Regions from separate parts of the Homo sapiens genome. Here region 1 is linked to region 2. A link is a contact called in ENCODE Hi-C data. All regions are on one chromosome and are shown on one strand. The core of a region is the stretch at or near the end of the contact, and the rest is flanking DNA. Distances in the headings are between cores, read along the strand shown. Region 1 holds the start of TCERG1 (transcription elongation regulator 1). Region 2 holds the start of PRELID2 (PRELI domain containing 2).

Region 1 (6,241 bases), core at 1,546-4,045, 610 kb before region 2:
TCCCTTTAGTATACTGTTGCAACACATTAAAACACATTATTGTTTTAATAATGATAGTAAAGTTCCTATATACCAGCATGGTTATACAGACATTATCCGTATTAACTCTTAATCCTCACTACAGCCCAATAAGGTAAGTTTGACACCATTTTTACAGAGGAAATGATAGCACAGAAAAATATTTTCTTAAGGCAGCTAGTCAGTGATAACACCAGAATATTCTTATTCTCATTTTATAGATAAGGAAATTTAGATTGCAAGTATCTTAAGTATTGATAGGTAAACAAAGGCTCTAGGGAAAGGATCTATACAAATGACTCTGGAAGTTACTTTAATGGTATTTGGAACGTCTATAAATTTTCCATCTATTGTGATTTGCATTCCTACCACTTACAACCTTTCTGAAAAACAAAAGCCTACTTGCATGAATAGAAGGAACAAAAATATTTCACAAGAACATCATGGAAATACAAACATAAGGTATTTTTCTACAATAGAAGTTCTCTATCCAGATATGCAATCTCCCCAATGCTAAAGACAATACTTTAACTGGAGGGGCAAGAAATAAAAAGATGCTACCGATATATGGGGGCAAATTGTATAAACTATGATTGAGGAGACCTGAGGTTTAGTCCAGACCCTGCCAACTACCCAGTGACCTTGTGTAAGTCACTTCACACTTACAGGCAGATTTAATCATTTGATGTGGTTGATTTCATTTACAATTTAGATGGCTCTTACTTAAGCTGGAAGCTCCTGCAGGACAAACCTCTTTTTTCGGTCTGGTTCAGGGCACTATTACCAGCACCTAGGTCAGCAACTGTCATGTAGCACACAATAAATGTCGGCCCAATAAGTGAAGTATCTTTAAATCTCCTATCTTCATTTATTTACAACATAACTACAGAACATCTCATTTGCCAGGCGGTTATGACAGACACACCATGAAGTACATTCAGGTTACAAATATAATGCAAAAATTAAGCCCCAACTTCTGCCATCAAAGAGGCCACATACACACCTAATTTCATGAGAAATGCTAAAATAAAGATCTGTACAGTATGCTCTGCAAGCAACTTCCAATCCAAGAGGCTACGGTATAAAATATTTGCAACAGGGCAAATTCATTTGCAAATTAAAGCTCTATTCAAATCAGTTGTGCAACAGTGTCTAGACTATTAATAAAGCCATTTGGATTTTTTTAAAGCTTTAGAAAGATACTTTCTAAAATGCAAAAGAATGTTCCCTAATAAATCCATCTGAAACTAGCTAAGTAACCTCCCTTTAAGATCGAAATCAGGAATAAACTTGGCATCGCTAATATTTAAAGATGCTGACAATTCACCTTGATCACTCATTAATACTGTATACATATGGAGTTTAAAGGATTTCAGATTCATCTCTGAAATAAAACAAAATTTCATTTCTGCCAAAGTGGAGATTTGTGTGTGCGACCATACAGAATCTGAAAGGCATTTTCCTCTTCTAAAACCTTGAATAACAATACCCATTTCCTTACACAATTTCATCTTAAGTTCAAGACAGTATCAACAGAGTCTTCATAATCTACCCTGCTCTTTTTCATTTTCAAACGTTGACAACAGCACAATTCAGAATGGGAGCTGAACATCTGAAATGCCATTTCTCCCATACAGAAAAAAACCAAAGTACCAAATACACATAAAGCATAATACCTCTTTTCCTCAAAAACCACTGACCAAAAGATTTCTCCAGGTCACTCTCATTTTACCAAATTTTAATTACAAACTCATAGACACTGAGGTTCCAGGGGAAAAAAAGGTCACTGCACTGTTCAAGGAAATGGCATGAGTAGTAGACGAATAGAACGCCAATTGGGATTGCAGGCTCTGAAACCTGACTGCCTGAGTTCAAGCCACTTCCTGGAGCCACAAATCCGCCTATGCAATCTTATTCTACTGACTCAACCTCCACGAGGCTGTTATCTCACCTGTAAGATGGGCGAGTAACAACTGAAGACCCCTCTGGTCTGTGGCCTGCAAAATGTTAATAGCAACTACTCCAAAGGGTGGTTGTGAGGATTAAATGAGACAAACCTAAGTAAAGGGTTTACTGGCACACGGTAAGTGCCTAATAAGGGGTTGCTACTGTTGTTGTTACTCACAACTACAGGATAATAAGGAATAAAGGGATGAAAAAAGGAAGAAAAGCCACAGAAGTTAAGAAAGGCAAGCAATGAGGGGGATGAAATGAAAGGGCAAACGTGGGGAGCCCAAAGAGCCGCGGAGGGCGTGGAGAAGGCTTAGCCAGAAGTGGCGAGGGGTACAGGGAAAGTAACTGCGGAGTGCAGAGACGTCGATGAGGAAAATCAGGCCCGCAGCGGAGCGCGGCCTGGGGACAGACTCAGGTCGGCCGAGACGGAGGCGACACGCGGCTGAGGCGGGGCCCAAAGGCGGGAGCACCGCGCCCGGCCAGAGGGCTGCAGGCCGCGAGAGGCGGCGAGGCCCCAAGAAAGCACTAGGAAGCAGCCAGGGAACGCGCAGGAGGCCCTGGCCCAGCCCGGGCCCGGCTCTCATTCAAGCCACCTTCCCCTTCCCCCTTCTTAAACCCCATGCGGTCCCGGCCCGGGCCGCCCGGCTCCGCTACCCACCGTCCGCCCCGGATCTCCACATGGCAGGTCTAGCGTCTAGCCTCTGGGGCTCTCGTGAGCAGAGATGTGAAGGAGGGCAGCGTTCCTTACCTGAGCTCCCCCGGGTTGAATCGTTCACTCTCGCCCCCGTCCCCGCCACGCTCCGCCATTACAGAGGGCCGCGTTCATCCACCCGCCGACCCGACGTCTCCTATTGGCTAGAAAAATCGTCAATCCCCAACGAGAGAGGCGGAGACAGCAGAAGTCTGAGATGCGGTTGGTCAAACTTTCCATCAATCTTCGAAATGGGGGCGATATGTTCTTTGCTATTGGGCAAGGCGCCCGCCGACTTTGAAAGCGGTATGAAGACAGCCAGTTGATTGGTGACTCGGGGGCTTTATGGGAAATGAGATTTTAGCAGTGAGGAACCGCCGGCGCCCTCTCGCGGTAAGCAGAACTAAGTCCTCCCAAGTTCGGCTCAGCCTGCGGTAGCCACGTGTCTGTCGGCTTCCAGGAGAGCCAATTGTGGAGCCATATTGGCCAGTAGTAGCTCAGGCGGAGAGCATTTCCACTGGGCAAGCCAATCAAAATCGACCTGGGCCGCGCCTAAACCGATTGCACAGTTGCTGTGGAAAGCCGCTATTTCCTAGCTTTACAGTAGCAGGAGTCTTAAGTCACCACTCAGCTCTATATCCATGTTATTAAATAATATATTATTAATTACAAGAATACCTCCCAAATTATACTAAACCGTTGCAAGCCAATAGGTGTTATAAGTTGCTGCATTAAGAAAGGTAAATTGGCGAAGGCAAGCCTCTTTGCAATTTACAGCTTAACCACGTCTCCCTCGATCTCAAAATGTGCTTGTCTGAAATTAGCACACCCAGAATACCAGACAATTCTGAATATTTATTTAGTTTTTCTAATTAACAAAAAAAAAAGTTTTGGATTTGGGGTTTCAAAGGCACAATGAAGATGAGCCCTTTTATTAAAGTCGTAAAAATATTAAAATAATACTAATAGATAAATTTTACTTGGACCTAACCATGTAGCAAACCCGGATCTAAGTATGTCAGGTACGTTAACTCTTTTAAGATTCAAAAATTGCTAGGAGGTGGGTAACATAGTCACTGTTTGTAGATGAGCTTGAGGCACAGAGAAGTTAAGTAACTTGCCCAAGGTCACACATCTACTAAATAGCAGAGCCTGGTCTTAACCCCAGTCAGCGTAGTAGCAAAGCAGCACTCTTAAATACTGTAAGCCTAAATAATTGGATCCACATAAAAACATGTGCACAAATGTTCACAGCAGCAATATTCATAATAGCCAAAAAGTATTGTAACAACCCAATGACCATCAGCTGATGCATGGTTAAGAAGCATGGTATAGGCCGGGCGCGGTGGCCCAAACCTGTAATCCCAGCACTTTGGGAGGCCTAGACGGGCGGATCACGAGGTCAGGAGATCAAGACCATCCTGGCTCACACGGTGAAACCCTGTCTCTACTAAAAACAAATAGCCCGGCGTGGTGGCGGGCGCCTGTAGTCCCAGCTACTCGGGAGGCTGTGGCAGGAGAATGGCGTGAACCCCGGAGGCAGAGCTTGCAGTGAGCAGAGATCGCGCCACTGCACTCCAGCCTGGGCAACAGAGCGAGACTCCGTCTCAAAAAAAAAAGAAACATGGTATAACTGTACAATGAAATATTGTTCAGACATAAAAAGCCACATACAAAAAGGCCGCCTGTTGTATGATTCCATTTACATGAAATATGATGAAATTGCATTGCATTTCAGGCAAATACATACAGACAGAAAGTAGAACAGTGGTTTCCAGGAGGTAGAGGGGAATGAGGAATTGGAAGTGACTGCTGATGGATATGGAATGTCTTTTTGGATGATAAAAATGTTCTGGAATTGGCGCTGATGGTTGCACAACTTTGTGAATATACTAAAACCCATTGAATTCTATACTATTTATTTATTTATTTACTTATTTTGAGAGGGAGTGTCACTCTGTCACCCAGGCTGGAGTGCAGTGGCATGATATCAGCTCACTGCAACCTCCGCCTCCCAGGCTCAAGCGATCCTCACACTTCAGCCTCCCAAGTAGCTCCCACAGGCCTCCGCCACCACATCCAGCTAATTTTTTATATTTTTGGTAAAGACGGGGTTTTGCCATGTTGGCCAGGCTGGTCTTGAACTCCTGAGCTGAAGTGATCTGCCCACCTTGGCCTCCCAAAGTGCTGGGATTACAGGTGTGAGCCACTGCATACAGCCAACTCGTATACTTTAAAAGGTGAATTTTATTGTATGTGAATTATATTTTAATTCAAAAACACCATTCTACACTGAATTCCAGTTAAATATTCAAAATCAATTAAATATGATAAATTGTGATAAAGGCTTCACACAGTTCTGAGCATGAGTAATTGGAGGAGAGCATGGTGAAAATTTTGTTAAAGATGTGACATTTGAGGCTGGGTGTGGTGCCACAGGCCTGTAATCCCAGCACTTTGGGAGGCCAAGGCGGGAGGACTGCTTGAGTTTAGGAGTTTGAAACCAGCCTGAGCAAAATGGTGAGACCTCACCACTACAAAAAATCAAAAATATTAGCCAGGCATTGTGGTGCATGACTGTGGTCCCAGCTACTTGACAGGCAGAGGTGGGAGGGCCGCTTGAGCCCACTTGAGTCGAGGCTACTGTGAGCTGTAATTGCAGCACCGCACTCCAGCGTGGGATACAGAGTGAGACACTGTCTTAAAAAAGAAAAAAAAAAAGGTGTGGCATTTGAACAAACTATAGTTTGACTAAAAGTTGGGAGTTAGATCCCTTTTTCAACATCAGTGTGTATCCCCAAGTTCTGGTCAATATTCTGAAAATAATACTGGTATAGATGGCTCATTACAAACTAATTCCTACTAAAAAAAGATTCAAAATAGAAAGCTTATAGAAAATAAGTCACTAGCATATATAAAAGATGAAAACAGGCCGGGCGCTGTGGCTCACGCCTGTAATTCCAGCACTTTGGGAGGCCGAGGCAGGTGGATCACCTGAGGATTTCGAGACCAGCGTGGCCAACATGGCAAAACCCCGTCTCTACTGAAAAAATACAAAAATTAGCTAGGCATGGTGGCACGTGCCTATAGTCCCAGCTACTTGGGAAGCTGAGGCAGGAGAATCGCTTAAACCTGGGAGGCAGAGGTTGCAGTGAGCTGAGATCTCGCCATTGCACTCCAGCCTGTGTGACAGAGTGAGACTTCATCTCAAATAAAAAATGAAAACAAACTGTCAGTTGAAGAAACTCCTTGCAGGTATTAAAAATTTTATTATCTGATAGTTTTTATTATGTTATTTTTATCTAAATATACTTTAAGATATTTATATTATAGTATAATCTTTTAAATAGATTAAGTATATACATATGTATATCTATCACATGTAATGATAATCATATGTGTATATATGTATATATTTCATTATTTCATTGCTATAGTGTATCCCCATAAAAATGTCCTTCAAATTCAGGTAGTTTGGCTCAATAGTTATTTATAACATATTGCAAATTTCTGACTTGAACTATGTCTACACAGCTTTTCTAGAGTGAACCATTTTATTGAATCAAAATGAAAAAGGAA
Region 2 (6,319 bases), core at 3,820-6,319:
AACCCTGTTCTTTTGGGTCTCTTAGCAAGACTCCATTGGATAGACATGATTGAAGATAACCAGGTAGAAATACGATTAGGCAAAAAAGGATATGATATAATACTAACAGACTGAGTCAGGAAACCTAGTAAGGCCCGCCTGTCTAGATTCTTCTTGGCCTTCCTGTGCAGCATTTCTTCCTGCAGGGTATGGGGTGGGACACTCTCTGGAATGAGAAATCAATCAGAAAAGCCAGGAAAGATTAGAGTCCTGCCTTGGGCAGGTGAAGGGAAGTCAGAAGAAGGTCGGAGAGAGAAAAGCCTGCTTCTGAGGCCTAAAGTGTCCCAATACTATAGCAAAAGACTGTAGCAAGGGCTATGGGAGTTATCAGCCAGGAACCATGAATCTATATTTATACGTGGAGGAGTGGAGTTTAGTGAGGAGTGGGAGTTGGGGAGGAAATTTTACATATATATATGTAAAATATCATACCTCTTAATTGGTCTCTTTCTTTGCTTTGCCTCCCCATAGTCACTTCTCCAAACTGTAAGTAGCCAGAATGATTCTGTTAAAATATACAGTTGAGATCATGTCTCTCCTCTGCTCAAAACTCTCAATGGCCTCCCATCTCATACAGATAAAGCCAACATCTTTACCATGGCCTGGAGGACCCTATGTGACCTAGATTCATGTTTTCTGACCTTATATCTCAGGAACTCTGCAACAGCCATACTGGCCTCCTTGTAGCTCTGAAATGTATCAGGAGAATGCCTGTTTCAGGTCTTGGAACCTGCCATTCCTTCTACGTGGAATGATCCTCCTCCAAATACGAGCATGACTTGCCCTCCTCTTCTTGCAACTTTTCTACTTTAATGTCATTTTCTCAGAGAGGTCTTCCTTAGCTCTTTTAAAAAATTTTAACACTGCTCCTCTCTCCCCTGCCCTGCCATCACTTCTCATCCTTCTTCTCCAGTTTTTGTCTCCTTAGTACCCACGCTTACTTATCATACATGATATTTTACATATTTGAATCTATTCTGATACTTTGCTTTGTTTTCCTTGCAAATTCTCATTCTGTACCCTGGTTTCAATAACTATATCCCTGTTCCCTGCCTTGGCTTGTGTCTCTAGCTCACATCTCAAATGTCAGGTTGCTGGATTTTAGAGACAGTCTTGGCCCACTCAGTTTCTGCCCCTGCATTTCAGTTTTTGTTGACGGAAAAACTGAGCTGCAGGGGCAGGAAGGATTTTGTTCAAGGTCATATTTTATATTAAGTACATTCGTGAGTTTATTCAACATATACTAGGTGCCAAGCATTTTACTAGGCACTGGATAGAGAGGAGTGAATAATATATGCAGTTCCTCCAGTCTTGAGAATGTCACAGTAACAGTGATTTATATATACAGATAATTATAAGACTGGATACAAAAAATCAGTGATAGAGAGATGGTCAGGATGGTCAGAAGAGGGAATTGAACCAACATGAAGAAGGTGAGAAAAGCAGAGAGACAGGGTCAGGGCTGGAGTTCTGTGTCACTTAAATCTTGCAGCATTTACAATCATTCATTCATTCATTCATTCAACCTAAATGTATTGGATGTCTACCATGTTTAAACTATTGTGCCTCCCTGTGAAGATACAAAAGGTATTTGATATCTTATGAAAGTTCTTTAGTAAGATATTTGGTATCTTAAAGACCAAATAAGGTCATGAACTTCTAAGGTTTGCCAGCAAATTTCCACCCTCAAGTCCCTGCCCAGTTAAGCCAACCAATTTCAAAGCGATGGAAATTTGTTTCACAGTTTCTTCTCGCTCCCTCAGAGGACCCAGCAAGTAAGATTACTGTTGTGCAAACTGGCTGTGATTCAGAGCTACAAGATAATAGGCTCATGTTGTCAAGTCTGGCACACGTTTCAGAAAGCCCCAACGTCCTTGGAATGGGCAGGTCACATTTGTTCTTACACAAGTCACTCAGCCAACCAGCCCCAAGTAGAGGTTGCAGGTGGTGGGGCCTTTAATCTTTCAGGACACACCATTGGCCTTTCATGGTTACTTAATCCGGAGATTAAGTCCTGCTTAAAGATACACTCTGGGAGAAACTGATGGTCAGAGTGGATTGAGGATACAGGGCCCAGGACCTACGCTAGCAGGGGGTTTGTATGTCACATCTGGTCTCCAGCTACTCTGGTAAAAGAGGCAGATACAAAATACCATAAACTCTGCAGGTAATTGATCTCTCCTTTGTGGACCTGTGTAGTCTCCCTGGAAGACTGCTTTTTGTTTTCCTGTAAGGAGGGATTGGTGATATAGTGGAGTGGCTTTTAAACATGCATCCAACACATGTAAGAGCATTTGCATCTCATTCTCCTCTCCACTCCTCCCTCTGTATTTCAAGGAAATGCTGCTTACAGGCTTAGTAAGGTGGGGATTAAGAATTAATTATTGGATTTAGCAATTTGGTCATTGGTGACCTTGACAACAGTCGTTTCGGTGAAGTGGTGGGGGCAAATACTGATTGGAATGGGCTCAAGAGATTACAGGCAGCTCTTTTGAGGAGCATCAGTGGACCAGAGACTCGGAATACAGCTGGAGGAAGATAGGGGGTTAAGAGTTGTTTTTTTTGTATTGTTTCTGTTTTTGTTTTTAGATGGAAGAAATTACAGTGTACTTGTTGTGCTGGCTGGAATGGCCCAGTAGAGACAAAAGCTGATGATACAGAAAGGAAGGGGGATATTGCTAGAGAGATGGCCTTGAACAAGAAAGAGGACAGGAACTTTTAGTGATGTACTAGAGCTGGCCATTCAACACAGCTATTATTAAAGTATATAAATTTACAATCACATATAAAAATTAATAAATATTTATTTATTTGAGATGGGTCTCACTCTGTGGCCCAGGCTGGAGTGCATGGCACGATCATAGTTCACTACAGCCTTGAACTTCCGGATTTAATAGAGCCTCTGGCCTTAGCCTCTCAAGTAGCTAGGACTACAGGTGTGCACTGCCACACCTGGCTAATTTTTTATTTTATTTTTTGTAGAGATGGGGTTTCACTATGTTGCCTACACTGGCCTCAAACTCTTGGCCTCAAGTGATCCTTCTGCCTTGGCCTCCCAAAGTGCTGAGGTTACAGGCATGAACCATAGGAGCCTGGCCAAAGAGTAATAAACATTGAAAACTCATCCCTTCCTGCTACATTTTCCATTATTTATGTTTTTGGTTCTTTATGGCTGTCGTATGTGGGTGGTGGAAATACTATGTGATGGTGTGCTTCTGTGCTTCCCTCCCCAACTCCCACTCCTCACTCAACTCCATGTTGCTAAATCCCCAACTTGTGTTTAGTGACATCGAGTTGGCATCTTTAAACATGGTAGGAGTATTTACACCACAGGAATCAGCAACCTTTGGAAATCAGGGCCTTGCTTGATTTATACTTTAAAGGACAGCTATTTGTTAAACATTTTTCAGTTCACCTCAGGATTCAGTGGACAAATGGAGACACTGGTGCTAAAACAAAGTGCTGACAGTTCACCCACAGGAACAAGAGTGAAGGCAAGGCATTTGGTCTGGTGGGTAGAGAGGTGGCAGAGCGATGTGACCTATTGACTAAGTGAAAATGGAAGTAAGGTAATGACTGGAGTATAAGGCTGGGAACAAAGGTGTCAGAGGTGTGGAGGAATGCGGGAGAGTAAGTGGATTAGAGAAATTCAGTACTCTCTTTTTTTTTTTTTTTTGAGATGGAGTCTTGCTCTTGTCGCCTAGGCTGGAGTGCAATGGGCGAGCTCTGCTCACTGCAACCTCCGTCTCCCGGGTTCAAGCGATTCTCCTGCCTCAGCCTCCGGAGTAGCTGGGACTACAGGCGCCCGCCATCACGCCTGGCTAATTTTTGTATTTTTAGTAGGGACAGGGTTTCACCATGTTGGCCAGGCTGGTCTGGAACTCCGGACCTCAGGCGATCCGCCCACCTTGGCCTCCCAAAGTGCTGGGATTACAGGCGTGAGTCACCGCACCCAGCCAGAAATACAGTACTTTCATAGTGTATTTGTCTGGCACCATTAAAAGGCGCCATAGGGTTAGTGGTTATGAACTTAAAAGATGCACAGTGGGTGTGTATTTTCCTTCAGCCCCTTCTGGTGGCTTGGGTAGAGACAGTCAGAGGAGACCTAGATTTACACAAGGCTAGGGTTTTGCCAGACCAGTGTGACTGCGTATGGCAGGGGCGAGCGAGATGGCAAAATCGTAAAAGTCATCACCTCAGAGACCCTCCATAATCACCCTCACTAAAATCATGTCCGCGCCCGTGTCACTTTAACCGATTATTGTTTTTATTTTCCCAGCTTGTTGATTGGGTGTGAAATCAGCCGGCTCATCAGCAGAGCTGGTGTTTCCTCCCTGCGGAATCCGCAGTGCCCACTACAGCGCTGGGGCATAGGAGGCCTCAGAACCGTGCTGAATACACGGATTAACGTGCTGGTTCTCCTAACATCTGTTGGTTGCAGTAAATAATAATACTCGCAACTCTTTTGTATCCTCTAGTTCCTTGCTCCGTGGTGTTTAACCTTAGCGAGCAAAGGAACTTACCTGCAGGTTTTGGTGCACTAAAACGCGGTTCTTATTCCCGAGGCAATCTTTACCTTACACGAGGCCCAAACCCAAGCCTCAGAGGCAGCTGCCTGGTGGCATGAGTAATGCTGGCCTTTGTCACACCAGGCCTTCCTTATTAATACTTTTTTCCCGTGCTGCCAACCACGGCTTATTCTGTGACTCCAGGCGGTGATACCATAAACGCATAAGCCCAAGGTCCAGGTTTCCTGGGGCGGGGCGTGATGGCTCCCAGGCAGAGAAGCTTTTCTCGGCAGGCGCGGCCGCGGGAGGGCACCAGGGCCGCTCTGGCGCCGCCAGCGTGGAGACCGCGGGGCCCCGGGTGCTCTGGGAGCGCTCCAGCGCCTCCCGCGCTCTGTAACCCCAGGCCCCGGACTCTGGCAGTAGGGGCGTGGGCGTGGCCGACTGCGCGTTTCTCCGAGTGGCCAATAAAGTTTCGAAAGTTTGAAAAGCGGAGGAAAAAGGCCACGCCCATGTGGCTGTCCGAGTGTGGGCGCCTCCGGGCCTCTGCGGAGCCCTGGGCAGCTCTGAGCTCGCGGAGGCGTGGCCGGTGCGCGGGGCCCGCGGCGCGCGGGGATGGGGGTCTCGGTGGATGTGCACCAGGTGTACAAGTACCCCTTCGAGCAGGTGGTCGCCAGCTTTCTCCGAAAGGTACCGCCCCGCTTCCACCTTCCGTATCCCGCGCTGCCTCCGCTGCTTGCCCCTCTCTCCTCTCCTTCATCCACGCGGAAGCTGGCACCGCCAGTGTCTCTTTCCAGCTGCGGGCTTTGCTTCAGGGATGTGTGGGTCGAGAGGGATTTCCTCGAAGACTCCCTTTACAGGGAGCGGGAAAAGGGGCCGTGCTTGGCATCACGTTCACACCTGCCCCAGCTGAAAGAAGAGGCTTTCCTTTTAGGAAGAGCCTCCGGGAATCCCAGCTCGTGAGCTCCGTGGAGTTGCAGATGACCGACGTGTGGAGCTTTCCGGTTCATCACTGACCCCTTAAAAGCGAGGGGAGGCCATTGGGCAGTCATCCTGGTTTACTCAGCATGATGGTTCTGCTGCCCCATCCGCTGCTCCTTATTAAACAGCTGTGGGACATCGTGCAGGTTGCTTACTCTCTTTGTGCCTTAGTTTGCTAATCTGTAAAATGGGGAAAATAATAGTACCGACTCATAGAGTTGTTGTGAGGATCCAAATGAGGTAACTTGTGTAAAGTGCTTAGCACAGTTGTGACCTAAATGAAGAAACTGAGGCAAAATCAATATAAAAAGAGAGTTCATTCGAGCCAAGTTTGAGGGCTGCATCCTGGGAGTGAAGGTGCCCTGAGTATACATTCTGATGAGCAGAAGTCGAAAGTGGGTTTTTAAAGGAGAATAAGAAGCACTTCCTAAGTTGTTTACCAAGAATTTATATTAAAATAACATAAACTATTGATTGTCTGTACATTGTTCTTTGTATCACAAATTCCAGGAACTTGAAGATAATGGGTAAGGCAGCTGGTCAGGAACAAAATGCCTTTAACCAGTTGCTCCCAGGAATGGGTTGGGTGAGGAGGGGACCACTAAAGTCCTATACTCTTGTCTCTCTGGGCTTGATTGATTTTGCATATTTCACTGTAACTCACACAATCTGCTCTGAGCTATTTTTCTTTTTCTCACTGCTACTGATGTTTAGTTAGGGCTCTAAAATGTTATTGTTGTTTGTATTACTACAACCGATTTCAATACAGATAATGAACTCTTCCTCAATACTGA

The links. A loop is a pair of places that touch in the nucleus more often than their neighbours do. Pooled maps may share reads with other maps.
Region 1: a map of cardiac septum shows a loop between it and region 2 (4-fold over the local background). The contact joins the promoter of TCERG1 here to the promoter of PRELID2 in region 2. A Hi-C loop is called at or near these places in 1 of 168 maps with a recorded cell type or tissue (cardiac septum), 3 of 37 single-sample maps with no recorded cell type and 12 of 50 pooled maps.

Annotation. Positions count from the first base shown.
Region 1 is chr5:146,443,887-146,450,127 of GRCh38, reverse strand. It overlaps TCERG1 (transcription elongation regulator 1), which reads right to left and starts at 2,795. Exons shown (of 23, transcript NM_001382548.1): 1 at 2,720-2,795. The coding sequence starts at 2,778. RefSeq lists a silencer at 2,427-2,506 and an enhancer at 2,425-3,132.
Region 2 is chr5:145,834,092-145,840,410 of GRCh38, reverse strand. PRELID2 (PRELI domain containing 2) reads left to right here and starts at 5,069. Exons shown (of 7, transcript NM_205846.3): 1 at 5,069-5,234. The coding sequence starts at 5,160. RefSeq lists a silencer at 4,758-4,877.